Linked DNA regions of Homo sapiens: region 2 is linked to region 1. A link is a contact called in ENCODE Hi-C or POLR2A ChIA-PET data. All regions are on one chromosome and are shown on one strand. Each heading gives the region's core, a stretch centred on a gene start or an enhancer-like site at or near the end of the contact. The rest is flanking DNA. Distances are from core to core; before and after follow the strand shown.

Region 1 (7,123 bases), core at 2,837-5,336:
TTCTAACTAGCTCTTACTGACTTACTTTTTGGCCTCCAATTATGATCTTCTTCTGATATCTGAAATTCCAGTCCTCTCTCTTGTGCTTCCTCCAATAGTACTTATCCTTAGAGACTGTGTGCATCGTTCACCCGTAATGACCAGTCTATCTCACTTCTTTGAATTCCTGTGTCCCTTATACCTGCACCACCATCTAAGGGATCCCTTAACTGTGAGTTAACTTATGTCATTCTCTATAGCTCCTAATGCATTAGGTTGCTCAGAGGTCCCATTCACTCATTTTTATTATCTTTTCTGTGCCACACCTTCTGTAACCCAGTGCTGTATATAAAGTCATGTTCAAAACACATGTAGTCCTTATTTTTACTTCTGAATCTTCCACATCACAAAATGCACTACAGAATCTATAACAGGCACCTAATAATACATGCTATTTATTATGACATGATGCAAGATATTTGTCAAGGCTACTAGACCTGATGCTGATGTTGAAGTCTGGAGTAAAAATCCAGGATTCCTCTGTACTAGGTATACTAGAATGTGCTTTTTCTTGAAAATTCTTTAGTAAGTCCAAGCTGCTTTCCAGAGAACAAAGAGATGCTGAGTGGGAGAAGACTGATTTTAGGCTTGGAACATAAATGCTTCAGGTGATAACAGACATTTGTCCAACTAATGAATGGGCAGAGAAACCAAAATACAGGCTGCAAAAGATTCTGAAATTGCAGGTCACCATGCTGAGAGAGTACAGAAGGGAGCATTCTGGCTTTCCTGGAAACTAAAAGACACCCCAAGTCTGTAGCAATTTATTGTAAACTTGAAGGCACCTACTGAGCTGTTTTATATGTAGAAATAATATAGTTTATGGAGGTCCTGGGACCCACTCAAGGTGAAATTAAACAGATTTTAAAACTTCCTGCTTAGAATTTGTTGTGTAAGATGGGGGAAGGGGAGAATGAACCAATGGACTTACGACTTACATTACGAACATTAGGGTCTTTTTCCTCCTATGGACAAAGAGTGGAGAAAATCTGTTCTGAGATCAATAATGGCTCTTTCCTCTACATGCAAAATAACATTGTTACATGTGCCTGTGGGTGTGTGTATGGTGTGGGGATGCTAACTCTGTATTGGGGTGAATGTTAACTGGCAGGGACTACGTAATTATGGGACTAATAAACAGATTAAATATGATTCTGGGATGAGAATTTTTATGAAAGACAAAATGAAAAGGGACACAATGAGTGAAGGAGTTGAAAGAATAACTTTTTCCTGGATCACTTTCTCCTTGTATTTCTGTTTTTCTTCACTTTTCTCATGCCCAGTTGAAAGCATCTAAATTTCTGTGGGAGAGGAAGTGGGGCAGAAGAGGGCCACGGACAGGGAATTTGGAGTTAGTCAGGAGAAGCTTGTGCAGCAGCCTGGAGAATTTGACCAAGCCTGGAAGGTTTGGGAGAGATGAGTTCAAGTGTTCAGTGGCGAGTTCAAGTGTGTTCAGTGGTAAGTTCAAGTGTTTGGTGGATATAGGAATACTGGATGCGGGAACAAGCCCGGAGCCTTGGAGACCTTCGGGGAGAGAAATTTCATCCTGCACCTGCAGATGATCACTGTTGAACTAGCCATAAAGAGACTGGGACTTCATTTGATACTCAGAATAACTCTGCAAGGAACAGATTAGCACTATTTCTATTTTTCAGACAAGGCAGCTGATTCCTAAAGTGACACTTGGCTAGATGGGGAAATCAGGAGGTGAGCCTCACTTTTTAAAATATACAAGCCCCTTTCTCTTTCCACCAACGCATATGAACTCATGTAATATCCATAGGTGGAAAGAAGAAGAAATTTTGAGTTAGATGGTTTGACCTGGGCAACCTTCACATCTTCCATGATTTCATCTCTACCCAAGGCTTCACTTAATCTAGGTTTGACTTGTCTTCTGAGGTCCATATTTAAAGTTATGACTATCTGTTGGGATCTCCACCTGGATAACTTTCCCCTGAATCAGTTTTTTCGCATATCTCCTGTTCCTCACTAAAGATTTTCTAGGACCCAGGTTTAAAAGCTTAGAGTTGCCTTTGACTCCTCCCTACCCCTTTCACTTCACCGGCATACCTATCAATTATTTATCTCGAAGTTTTTCAGAATTATCCCTTCTTTTCTCCTCCTCCTCCTCCTTTTTCTCTTTTACCACTTTACCTATAATTGTGACCCTCATTACTTCTCCCCTGGACAGTTGTATAATCCCCCTACTTGGTATCCTTAATTGCATCCCCTTCAACTTTCTTTAATTCATCATAAGCCTCATTGACAAATGGATTACTCTGAGTTTCAGCTTCAGACATATAGCTTTTCTACTCAGAAACCTTGAATAGCTCCCCATTGTTTAGTAAACTAAGTACAAACTCACCAAATTTAATAGATAATATTTATTGAGCATTTACTATATTCCAGGCACTGACCAAAGCACATGAATTCTTTCATTTAGTCCTCAAAACAACCTATGAGATAGGCCTTTCTATTGTTCTCACTGTACAGAAAAGGTAATTGAGGACCCGGGCTACTAAATAACTTGCCCAACACACAACAAAAATGTAACTCAACCCAGGCACCTGATTTCAGAGCCAGCACATGATGTTGCCATTCCAATTTAGTTGCCACTTTTTGGAGGTGAAGATTAGGCTCATAGTAGCCAAATCTATACATATAATGTTCAAAAATGTCTTCTAAATGTCATTTATGATTTTTTCCCCGCCTAAAACCCAAAGTGTAAAATTCTACTTATCTTTAAAGACCCATTCCAATTCTATCTACTTCATAACATTGGTTACGGTCCCTCCAACAGATGTGGCCTCCTCCTCCTTTGAATCAAATAACATAATAATTTGTTCACTTCATCTTTTGCCCCTTGTTAAATGCCCTTCTCTTCTGAGGCAGGAGCTGTTTTCTTACCCATACATTTTGAAGTGCATTAAATTGGATGGTTGGATACAAAGTTCCCAGAAAAACTGCCGCGGCTCCAGGTATCAAATTCTGTGCCCCATGTCTATGCAGATCTTAATCTATACACAGTTTAGAGCTGAGGGCCCCTGAGCAGAGTAGATGGGTTACAGACCATCCAGGCCATAATCTGTTGGGGCTTCTGCCAGTGTAAACAGATGATTATTGGAGGATAAACTTTGGCTATATGAGTCTAGTTTTAAAGGACTAAAAAAAGGAAAGGGCCTCCCTAAACTAAATAACTTTGCTTTAGTTAGAAAGTCTAAGCTAATTGTTTTCAAAGCCCTTTCTAATCCTTCTAATTAGGCACAGGATCGTCTCCAACTTTTTTTCTTGATTTTGTCTCTGAGTGACACATTGAAAGTTAATTTCAGGGCAGAGTCAAGTTTTACACTTCAATTTACAATGTACAAAAAACTTAATTGACAAATAATGTTGACTGAACTGGAATATTGAGGAGTTATCTTAGTGATTCAGACTCAAGTTAATCTTTCACCAGAAATGTCAAAACAAAACAAAATACGAACCACGGGGTCATGTGTACTGACTCTTGAGATGCTAGGATTCTGGTGCACTCCTTGGAGCTCAAACACACAAAACTGAAAAGAAATAGAAAGAATCCCTACTTGATTATTAATTCAAGTAGTATTTATAGAGTACCTACGATGTGGTAGGGATGGCATACAACACTAGAAATACATTGCCGAATATAAAATATCAGATCCCTGACCTCCTCAGTTTACAGTGTTCACTGTGCGTAACATTGGACTGACAGAAGCACTAGCTTACCTTAGTATGGAAGTGCTTGTGTTCTCTTGTTCCTTTTTTTTTTAATGGAATGAGTCAGCTGTTCGGTCCTCCACTGAAGCCTGAAGTTAAACTTTCTAATCTTTAAATTTGTATGGTTATTTACACATATCCATTGATTTTCTTCTTCAATTACACCAATTTTCACGATGATTATCCCCCAGAAAGTTAAGAATCTTGTAGGTGCCAATCACTACGTTTAAAATAAGTTGAGCTAAACACGTATTCTGAGGTTTTCAACAGTTTTATTTTAAAAAATTGTTTAATGTGTCCTGAGCTGCTCTTTAATGCAGCCGTCAGTAGATGGCAGCACATTACTCTTTGCTCACTCTTCATGGGTTCAGGGGAAAGGAGAGAAGAGAGAGCGAGAGAGAGCGAGCGAGAGAGCGAGAGAGCGAGAGAGAGAGAGAGAGAGAGAGAGAGAGGAGAGGAGAGAGAGGAGAGGAGAGGAGGGGAGGGGAGGGGAGGGGAGAAGAGGGGAGGGGAGGAGAGGAGAAAGAGGGAGAGAGAGAGAGGCTTTTCAACACACCCTGTTTTGGAAAGACAGCTCTAACTAGATTACAGAGGAACAGTTTCCATATCTAATCCTCACTATCTCAAAGATGTTGCTTTAATTCTACACACTATTTTGTATTTGTAGTGCCTTTATTTTAAATTCCATACACATTATCTCATCGTCAATATGCCATTATATGTACCATATTAGCTTTATTTAGATTTTCAGTAATATAGGTCGAATGTAGCTTTTTGTGATTAAACAGCCCCATTAAAAGACGAAAACTCTGAGTAATGTGAACTCATTTTGGAAAGCTGTCTCTGAGCCGATATTGAACATTAGGGATCAGAGGACTAGGGAGAAATTGTCTTTGTTATGTCAGCTTTCAGTATTACCGCACCTCCTCAGAATGAAGCAGAAATAAAAATCACTACTCTATTATTCAGCCATTTTGACCTTGTACCTTTCCAAGGATTTTTATCCATGCCAGTGTTTTGAGAGAAAGGGGAAATGTTTGCACTTTAGACAAACTCAGAATAATTCTGAAGGCATGTGAACCGCTTAGCTTTCAACACAAAAAGGCTTCTAAGCTTCCGAAAATGTGCAAAAACAAGTAATCAGTTCAATCCAACAAATACTTATTGTTCATTTCTTTAATTATGCAACAAACATTTTTTGACTGTTGTTCTTTAAAAGGTATTATGCTGGGTGCTGTAGAAATACCAAATGAGCATGACATACTTCCTGCCCTCAGGTAATTGTTCTAAGGCAGAGAGAGTAAGGCATATATACAAACAAATATAAGGCGTATGTTCAATAAACACTTGTTACATGATTGAATGGCCATAAGACAGCTGTAAAAATGTGCTATGGGATTTCAAAGAGGGAAATCATGTATACAGGTTAGAAAAAGGTACATGGAAGACATGGTCCTGACATGGCTTTAGAAGAAAGATATAATTGAGGGGTCAGGGAGAATGAGGGCACTCTAGGTGATTGGAACACCAGGAACACAAAAAGGAACTGTCCTTATGAAAGGGCAGTTAGTCCAGTTTGGCAGGAGGCTAGATCAGGCATCAGCCTCCCACTTAAAGAATCAACAAGACACACCACGGGACATAACCTCTTGGCAGCACATTTACCAAAGCAGAAGTTAAGGCACAGAATTCTACAACCAGAACTTTAACCAGACCCTCCAGGGTGGACTTCGACATTCAGAGCCCAGTCCCTTGTGTGGTACAGGCAAGCTCCTTGTTTTTTCTTAGCAACCAATAGATAACAATTTTTATTTATTTAGAACAATGACTTTTTAAAAAGGCAAATATTTATTATTTAAAAATTCAAGCAATTCTGAAAAATATGAATTTTAAAAATAGTCTAAATTTCACCACGTAGGAAATAATTTCAGACCTCTTTCTTGCATATATACAGATGGAGGGCTGGCTGGCTAAGAATAATTTTGCAAAAATGAGACCATACTGTTCATGCTAATTTTACATTAAAGTATTAAATTTAATTATACTTGAATTTTCAAAGAAGAAAAAGAAACCATGATTAAAAATGAGGAGTTATGGAAACTTACGTAAATGTTTCTTAATTTTAGTTGTTTAAAAAATGTGTAATATATTCACATAGGACAAATTTCAAAAGCTATATGTTGGTGAAAAGCCAGTGAAAATTCTCCATCCCATTCTGTCTTCCAACTACCCGCTTTCCTTTCCCAGAGTTATCAGCGATACCAGTTTCTTGTCCAACTTTCCAATGATTTCAGTCTTTAAAAAATTTCTTTACAGCAGAGATATTAGTTCTCAAGATTAAAAGACAAAAGATTATAAAAAAGTCTTTAAAAATTGAAGCCATTATTTTTTAATAAATTTTACTGTTTTATTATAATAGTAGTATCTAATGCTGGATATAATGCTAAGAACTTCACATAGGTTATTTCATCTGATACCCAAACATCATCATCCTCATCTTACCAGTAAGGGAACAAGGAAGGTTAAATAATTTGTCTAAAGCTCAAAATGAGAATTAGCAGAGCCATGATTCAAGCTCCAGAGGTCTAATTCCTGAACTACTCACTACACACACTGTTTTCTTTGAATACTGAGTATAATCCCAGTGCTTTTACCCTATCATGTCCATTCATTCCTTGTGTAGCTTGATATAATCTCTTGTAGTTTTTCCCTAGAAGGGCTATATCTGCTAAGGCCTTTTATGCTTCAGCATGTGTGCTTATTGCTTTTATCCTCAAACAAGACTGTGTAGATAATATTTTTAAAGACAGGGTTTTGCTCTCGTCCTGGCTGGAGTGCTATGGCGTGATCATAGCTCACCGCAGCCTTGAACTCCTGGGCTCAGCGATTCTCACACCTCAGTGTTCCAAGCAGCTGGGACCACAGGCATGCACCACCATGCCTGGCTAATTTTTTGCAGAGATGAGGTCTTGCTGGTCTCAGACTTCTGGCCTCAAGAAATCCTTCTGCCTCATCCTCCCAAAGAGCTGGGATTACACGTGTGAACCACTGCACCCAGCCTGTCGGGGTATTCTTTCTTTTTTTTTTTTTTTTAATACTTTAAGTTCTGGGATACATGTGCAGAACGTGCAGCTTTGTTACATAGGTATACATGTGCCATGGTGGTTTGCTGTACCCATCAACTGTCGTCTAGGTTTTAAGCCCTGCATGTATTAGGTATTTGTCCTAATGCTCTCCCTCCCCTTGCCCCCAACCTCCCGCCTGACAGGCCCTGGTGTGTGATGTTCCCCTCCCTGTGTCCATGTGTTCTCATTGTTCTCCCACTTATGAGTGAGAACATGCGGTGTTT
Region 2 (7,181 bases), core at 868-3,367, 390 kb after region 1:
AGGCTTTGTGAGGGTCTTTATTTGAAGCTGACTTCTTGTCTCTGGTTTCAGAAGGGGTTATGTTAGTGAGATATTTTTGGTGTTGAAGCTTTGGAGTGTGATCCAGAAGGTGACACTTAGGCCTATTGGTCAGTTGGTAGACTCTTGCTTGGTTGGGTGGTTTCCCTATGTTTCCTCACAGTTGGAGCTGTTTTACCTCTTAGTGCTCTGAAAGTGTGGATACCTCTCCACCCTTTAGTTCTGGCTGTAGTTCGTGACTTGGCACTTCTGGGCTGCTCACTGCAGCTCTGGGGCAATCTCAGTGTTTATATTCCTTCCTCAGCTTAGAGGCCATAGAGGAAGAGATCTTAGTGGTGGTGTGGCCAAGGGTCATTTTATTGACTCCTGGGGGCTCCACCCCAGGAAGATGCAGGTTAGCAATCACTCAGTACAGTCAGCCCAAGATGGAGGGTCTGTGCTGTGAGCCCAAGCCAGAGATTCCCTGTCTGGTGACTAGCCATGGAGGGAGGATGGTGTGGGACCCGTGGGAGACAGACTGGCCTCTCCTTGGATTAACTGCAGCTTGTTGGAGGTGTGGATAAGGCACTTAGGGTCTTTCCTCCTTTATTAGTCTGAGGGTAGCAAGGGCAGTTCTCTACTGAGAGGCTTTCAGTTGCTCCTGGAGGGTCTGTCCAGGGAGTTGCTGAGTTGGTGCTGGCTTGATTAGCTCTGACAGGAGGTGGCTGGAGGCCCAGGCCTGGAGGACCTGCATAGTGAAGAGATATGGAAACAGTCACCCATGTAACAGTCTGGCCACTTTTCCATAGGGCTGCTATGGTATGCTTCAGGCCTGCTCCAGTTCCTAGTCACCTTGGATTTCGCAAAACCTAGAGGTGTCACCAATGAAGCCTGTGAAACAGCAAAGATGGTAGCCTGTCCCTTCCCCTGGAAGCTTTATCCCAGGGAGGTACGAACCTGTTGTCAGCCCAAAGACACTTGTAGGAAGTGGCTGGGGACCCTGGTTGAGAGGTCTCACCTTGTGAGGAGGAACAGGATTGGGACCCACTTAAAAAAGCAGTCTGGCCTTGTTTTGATAGAATAGCTGCATTGTGCTGAGGGTTCACTTCAGCCCTTGGTCACCTCAGGTACTCTGAAGCCCAAAGGCTGGAACAGTTAAGTTGCCCAAACAGCAAAGATAACAGCCTGCCCCTCCCTCTGGGAGCACCCTCCCAGGGGGAATTCACAGTTCTTTTGGCTGGAGAGCTCAGGTGGGAGTGGCTGGAGGTCCTGATTGGGAGGCCCCACTCGTGAGGAGGAACAGGATCGGGCACCTGCTTAAAGCAGCAGACTGGCCATGTTTTGGTAGAGCAGCTGTGCTGTGCTAGGGGATCTCTTCTGCCCTGGATTGGCTCAGACTTTCCAAAACCTGAAGGCTGGAACGACTAAGGCACTCAAACAGCAAAGATGGCAGCCCACTCCTCCCCAAGAAGCTCCTTCTTAGGGAGGTGCAATGCTGCTGCTGGTAGCCGGCTGGAATTTCAAGCCAGTGGGTCTTAGCTTGTGAGGTGGTGAGGATGTGGGGCCTGTGGACTGTTCCTGCTCAGCCCCCTGGATTCAGCCTCTTTCCTAAGGGTAGGTACAGGAATCTAACCTCCGATTTTGCCAGAGCTGCAGCTACTTTTGCCAGAAAGCCCAAGCACCTAAACCTCCACGTTCTCCACACATGCCTGAGTGGCTGTTCTGGTGAGAATCCAGATGGCTCTGTCAGACTGAAGACTGAAGGCCCTGGTGGTGTGGGTTCACAGGGAGATCTCCTGAGCCAAGGGTTGCAAAGATCTGTTGGAGAAGCGATCCCAGGGTCACTCATTCACTCACTGCTTTCTAGGACTGGGGAGGATCCCCTGGCTCTGTGCTGTTCCCCAGTGGGCCGTTGTTCAGTGTCCTGCTTTTCTTTGTTTTCTGTGTGTCAGGTTGTTTCCTTGGTTAATCCTAATGCGAGTACTTGCATGTTTCAGTTGAAGGTATTGTTTTTACTCGCCCCTCTATTCCTCTCCGTGAGAGCCACACATGCTAGCTGCTTCTAGTTGGCCATCTTGGCCACTCCACCCCCACTACATTTCTATGTAGCTTAAGCCTAGTTTTCAATAGGGCTTAATGACATGCCTTGGAGAGTTCCTCTCATCAGTTTTGTTTCCACTACCTCTGGGTTGGTTTCATTTTCAGGTGATCTTTCTCTCCTGGTTGCAATATAGTTACTAGAAACCATAAAAGCCTCCCAAGCTGAAATGCTGCAGACAAAATTTGAGAGTCTTTGGTGTGGCATCCCCCACTAAAGTCTTACTGCCTCTAACTGGATTATTTGAGTATCCATAAAACTATCATTATGATCAAGAAAATGTGAAATATTAATTAGATTAGACCTGGTTTTATTCTCTACTCTAAGGTTAAAGTATGAACTAGTTTGGAAGAGGGATTACTTCAAGGGGGACCAGTAGAGGGGGCAGTGTATGACAAGTGGCAAAAACAGTTGATGGCATGTGATTATTTTTCCCTCTGCATGCATGGCAAACATGAGAATCAATTATAGTACTTTTTTTCTCATTGTACCTGGACATGGCTTCAGCAACTTTGTCAACGTAGGGCTTTAGTCAGCCACTAACAATCCACAGGAGTTGGCAACCAAGATAAACATTTTATACCATCACTAGCCTAAAAGCAGAAAATACATGGAAATCCTTAAAGGAAGGCATGCTTTTACTCACCAGTAAATCAAGGAAAATGCACACTAAAAGAATTCTATAGTAAGACCAAAATTGATCATTGATGAATGGAGCATTTTTAGTTACTCCTTCCTTTGTGGGGTGTGTGTGTGTGTGTGTGTGTGTGTGTGTGTGTGAGAGAGAGAGAGAGTTTATTATGAAATATTTTGTTTATAGTTTCTGAAAAACTCTCTGAAGTTGTGAGACAGTGATAAATTTGTTCTTTTCAGGGTGGTCATTAAAAGCATTGGAAAACATTCTGTGATTTCAGTGGCATAATGTGACCAAAATAACTCTTTATTTTTCTACAAGAAAAATGCAAAACATAAGCAACTGAAATCAGATGTAAGCAGATTGGCTTCCTTTGAGGGCCCAGTGGTCAGAATTTTAGAAATTCTTAGCCTGAACCCTGACTTTGTGTTACTGGCACCCAGGACTAGCATGTAGATAGCCACCCATGTGACCAGGGGAGTCCCAGGAGGCCCATTCCTTCCTGTGCCATCCTCCCAAATGCTCCCAGCATTTGCTAACTTAGGCCAGAAATTCCAGAATTAAATATTTATTTTTGTGACTTGAAAACTTTGCTTCTTTGTTCTCCTTTTAAAATGACCCTTAGAAGGACCCTATGAAGAATGGACCATTAAGTTCTACTGGCCCTTTACAACACTATCAGGAGTGTCAATTTGTCTTTTGAAGGCAGGTTTTATTATATGAGAGGTGGGAAAAATATTGGGGGATGGGGTACCAAAAAGGGACAAAAGTGTCCAGAAAGAGGAGGCTGAGAAAGCCAAAGACAGATGTGTTCTCTCACTTTGTTGTAATGCCTTAGCTGCAGCCTTGGGGATGTGATTCGAGAACCTCCAAATTTCACTGTGTTTATTCTGTCCATCCATTCCACGTTAATTTCACAACATTGTTTACTTGCTATGCTGAAGGCACTTACAGCAATACAGGGACATAGTTTCTGACTGAAGAATCCTAATTACTTAATCACATGTGGAAAAATAGTAATGTCGCTCATTTTGTGTAGTGTTTCAAAAGTTTTCAAGTTAATGATCCTAAAATTGCTATGTGATTATTTGTACCCTCCAGTCTAGAAAAGTATGTTATTTTCTCAATCACAAAATGTACTTTCTCAGTGTTCTTTTGGGGTTTAGCAAGTAAGTCAACATGATAATACTGAAACATTTCACTTTGTCAATTCTGTAGTATATTTATACACTGTTCTCAGTCATCTTTTCTTTTCTTTCTCTTCTTTCCTCTTTTCTTCTTTTCTTTCCTCTCCTCTTCTCTCTCTTTTGAACTCCCTCTGTCCTCTTTCCTCTTCTCCCTCACTCCTCTTCTGTATTACACCCTTTCTCTTCTTTCTTCTCTATAACCATCTCTCTGCCTCTCTTTCTATAACCCCTGTCTCTTTCCTTCTCCTTCTTTCCCTCTCTCTAAACCTGCCTCTTTTTCTTTCTTCTCCTCCCCCATCACCCTGTCTTTCTCCTTTGTTGCCTCTTTTCTGCTTTTGGAATTTGACCTCATTTGCTCCCAGTGCACACAGACTTTTGTGTGGTGAGGAAAAGGAGGAGTTTGACCCCAGGTAGCTGTAAGTTTACACCAGCCCACCCTTCATCCTACAGAGCATGAAAAGAATGCCACTTTTTAAATGTCCATCTATAAGTTAACTCAATTAGCTGGCTTGAGTTGTGTCTACTTTATTGGGTCAGTCACGTAGACCAGGGGGATGAGTGCCATGATGGAGCCCATCCTGGTTGTGGGCCCATCCTGGCCAACCATAGTTACTGTGATTGGCAATTCCACTAGAACTAACTGGGGATAGGGAGTGTAGTCTCTGCCCAAAGTGGGAGTGTTATTATCAGAAGAAATTGGGAAAGAGACACTGAACACAAAAAAGAAAAACAAAACAAAAACAAAATAAAAGGCATTATCTGTCTCCCCACCCCTATGTCCAGAATGCAATTTATACATCATAGGAACTAACAACGTCACAGGTAATTTTGTCTCTAAAAAATTCATGAAATACAAGCTAAAGGCTATGAATATTTATTTTCCTGCAGTCCTAAGCTATTCTCTCCTGTTGAATGTGGTAGCTAATATGTTCTTTAACACCTAGTGACATTCACTCTAATATAAAGAACAGTCCGTTACCATATTAAAAAGCAGCTTGTGAAAGCATCACAAAACATTTAAAGACCTCTAGAATAAACTAAGGGATCAACTCAGTTCAGCCCAAATATTTGTTGAGTGTATATTTTGTCCTAACATTACCAGATTAAATTATAAATATGTCAGGAAGAAAATAATAAAATGAATAAATGATACACATTTGAAAAGGAAGAGATTTGCTAAATGTATCTACAGCGTAAGTCCTTAGACTTCGGGTCCAATGCTGAGGAGTGGGAGAGTGGACATCCTCAGAAGGGATGAGCTCTGCACACCCTCCCTTGGTGTCTGAAGGAGGTGGTGGTGGTACCCCTTGGCCACCATCTTATATTCTTCCTCCTAGCCCTTCATATGTACCATGGTAACAAGACCTTACCCTCTCGTAGTTATCACAGGGCTGTTCAGCCAATAAAATGCTTTTCTGTGCACTGTCTCACTTGGTTCCACATCACTGCCCTGTGAGGGGGGCAGGAGAATCAGCATCAGACCTAGTGAAAGAAGGACATCCAGGGAAGTAAAGTGGCCTGTCCAATGTCACACGGATTATCAGTGAGAGAGCTAGGACTCCAATTGAACTTTTCTTAGTGCAAGATATGAATTTCGCCCACAATATGACTATAAAGCTCTCTTTCTCAGGAGAGGAATGGTGGAGAACCACGTCTTCCTTCCTCGAGTGCCCTTCCTCCCTAACTTACACTGGAGTGGTCTTATCAGAACTCTCTTTCACTGGTTCCTGATCTTCCCTGGCCTTCCACGTGCAGGTATCATTTAAGGCAGTGGGGCTCAAAGCTCATTAATTGTCACAATTCCCCTGGTGAACTTTAATACCTCTCCCAAACCCTCTTCACCTCTAATAATGGCAGAATCCTGGTCCCAACCCCTTCTTGACTTTGGCTAATATTTTGACCCTGTTGCAGGTCAGGATCTCCAGAAGGCAGACTCTGAGACATAGTTAGGACTGCAATAGGTTTATTGAGAAGTGATTGCGGTGAAAGAAAAAGAGCAGGATTGGGCACAGGAGCCATCAAATGGCATGCAGATCTGATAAAGTTCCTGCCAGTCCAGTGAAGAGTCCTGTAGCAGAGAGCCTGTTAGAGGAGCACTCATTGGGTGTAAATGGCCAGGTCCTGTACTACTGCCTTGCTCAGTTACTGTCTGGGCAAGAGTGTGACCTTGAGAAGAGTGTGACCTTGGCTTGCAAGCTGAAGAGGCTAACAGCTGGAGGTTGTCTGTTCCCCACAGCCCTGACAGATGGGCAGTGACTCTTCTCTTAAAAGCAGGTCTGAGCTGTACCTCTCCATCCATGCCACAGACGTCTTTTAGTACATTGATTAGTGTTGGTTAATTGTTTTATGTTTTTAGGTCTTACTCAGTAACTACAGTAAAACCTTAAGAGTCAGGACCATTAAAAAAACTCATTCTGCAAAGCAGCGCAGTAGATTTCCTATTAGGTTATAGGTTGAATAGGAGAAAAAAAATAATTGAGTGCCTCTGGAAAAAAAAAGATGTTGATCTTCAAAACATCCACAGAAGAGAGATAAATATTACCTCTCTTGGTAACTTGACATGTTGCAACTAAGAACAAATGATACACATGAGCTTTATTTAAAATTTAGTTAAGCTTCAGGCTTTTTGGTCTGTTAGATGGCAAATATTTAATGCACTAGTGGAAACAAATTCTTAAGGTTTATACTTTGGAAGATGAATAGGTCTAAGTCAGTCACAACTCTCAGATTTAGATTTGATTGACTAACAGGTACAACCTTGCAAAAGAAGCTGGCTGTGTTCTTGGGTGATGGGCTGGTCGTGATGCAGGTTACCAGCCCTTAGGCTTTTCTTTGTTTCCATGAGGGCTGCCACAGAACTGGCCCTAAACACTTCTGTAGCACTCTCAAGCTCAGGGAATGAATTCAGGGTCTGATGAGTGCCATCAGAAATACATCTTGCAGGAAGAGATAGTAATTGGAATAGTTGTGAATCTAGCCAGATACTTTGTATCATCCTTGTGCAGTATTACCACATGTTAGATCTTCCTGTCGTTATTTAGAAGTAACAGCTAAAGCAATCATTCCTACACACTTCATTTTGACAGTGCAAAAGCTTTAAAATATGTTTCCCTGATGGCAAAATATGCTTGATAACCAGAGAGAACTATCCTTTAAAAAGCAGTTTTTAGTGCACAAACAGCTGTCTTCCATTTTTGGCATACAAAGGGAACAACTAAAATGACTAATCTCACTAAGTATTACAATAAAAGTGCTGACAAAACCT

Evidence for each region. Hi-C counts contacts between places; a loop is a spot of excess contacts on that map. ChIA-PET counts read pairs that join two places held with the same protein, here RNA polymerase II (POLR2A). Pooled maps may share reads with other maps.
Region 2: a loop to region 1 is called in a pooled map, with 3 times the contacts of the local background. The contact joins two enhancer-like sites. A Hi-C loop is called at or near these places in 2 of 50 pooled maps. POLR2A ChIA-PET finds 5 or more read pairs at or near these places in 2 of 52 experiments (activated CD4-positive, alpha-beta T cell and naive thymus-derived CD8-positive, alpha-beta T cell).

What each region holds. Positions count from the first base shown.
Region 1 is chr12:46,121,190-46,128,312 of GRCh38, forward strand. No RefSeq gene overlaps it. Among named protein-coding and RNA genes, the nearest start is that of SCAF11, 130 kb to the left of the region's middle. Within about 2 kb of position 4,087, at least 4 of the 41 ENCODE cell types and tissues checked have a DNase peak (open chromatin) inside an H3K27ac peak, as active enhancers do.
Region 2 is chr12:46,515,279-46,522,459 of GRCh38, forward strand. The region is part of intron 3 of SLC38A4-AS1 (SLC38A4 antisense RNA 1); the gene reads left to right. Among named protein-coding and RNA genes, the nearest start is that of SLC38A4-AS1, 140 kb to the left of the region's middle. RefSeq lists enhancers at 1,636-1,685, 1,876-1,965, 2,136-2,315. Within about 2 kb of position 2,118, at least 4 of the 41 ENCODE cell types and tissues checked have a DNase peak (open chromatin) inside an H3K27ac peak, as active enhancers do.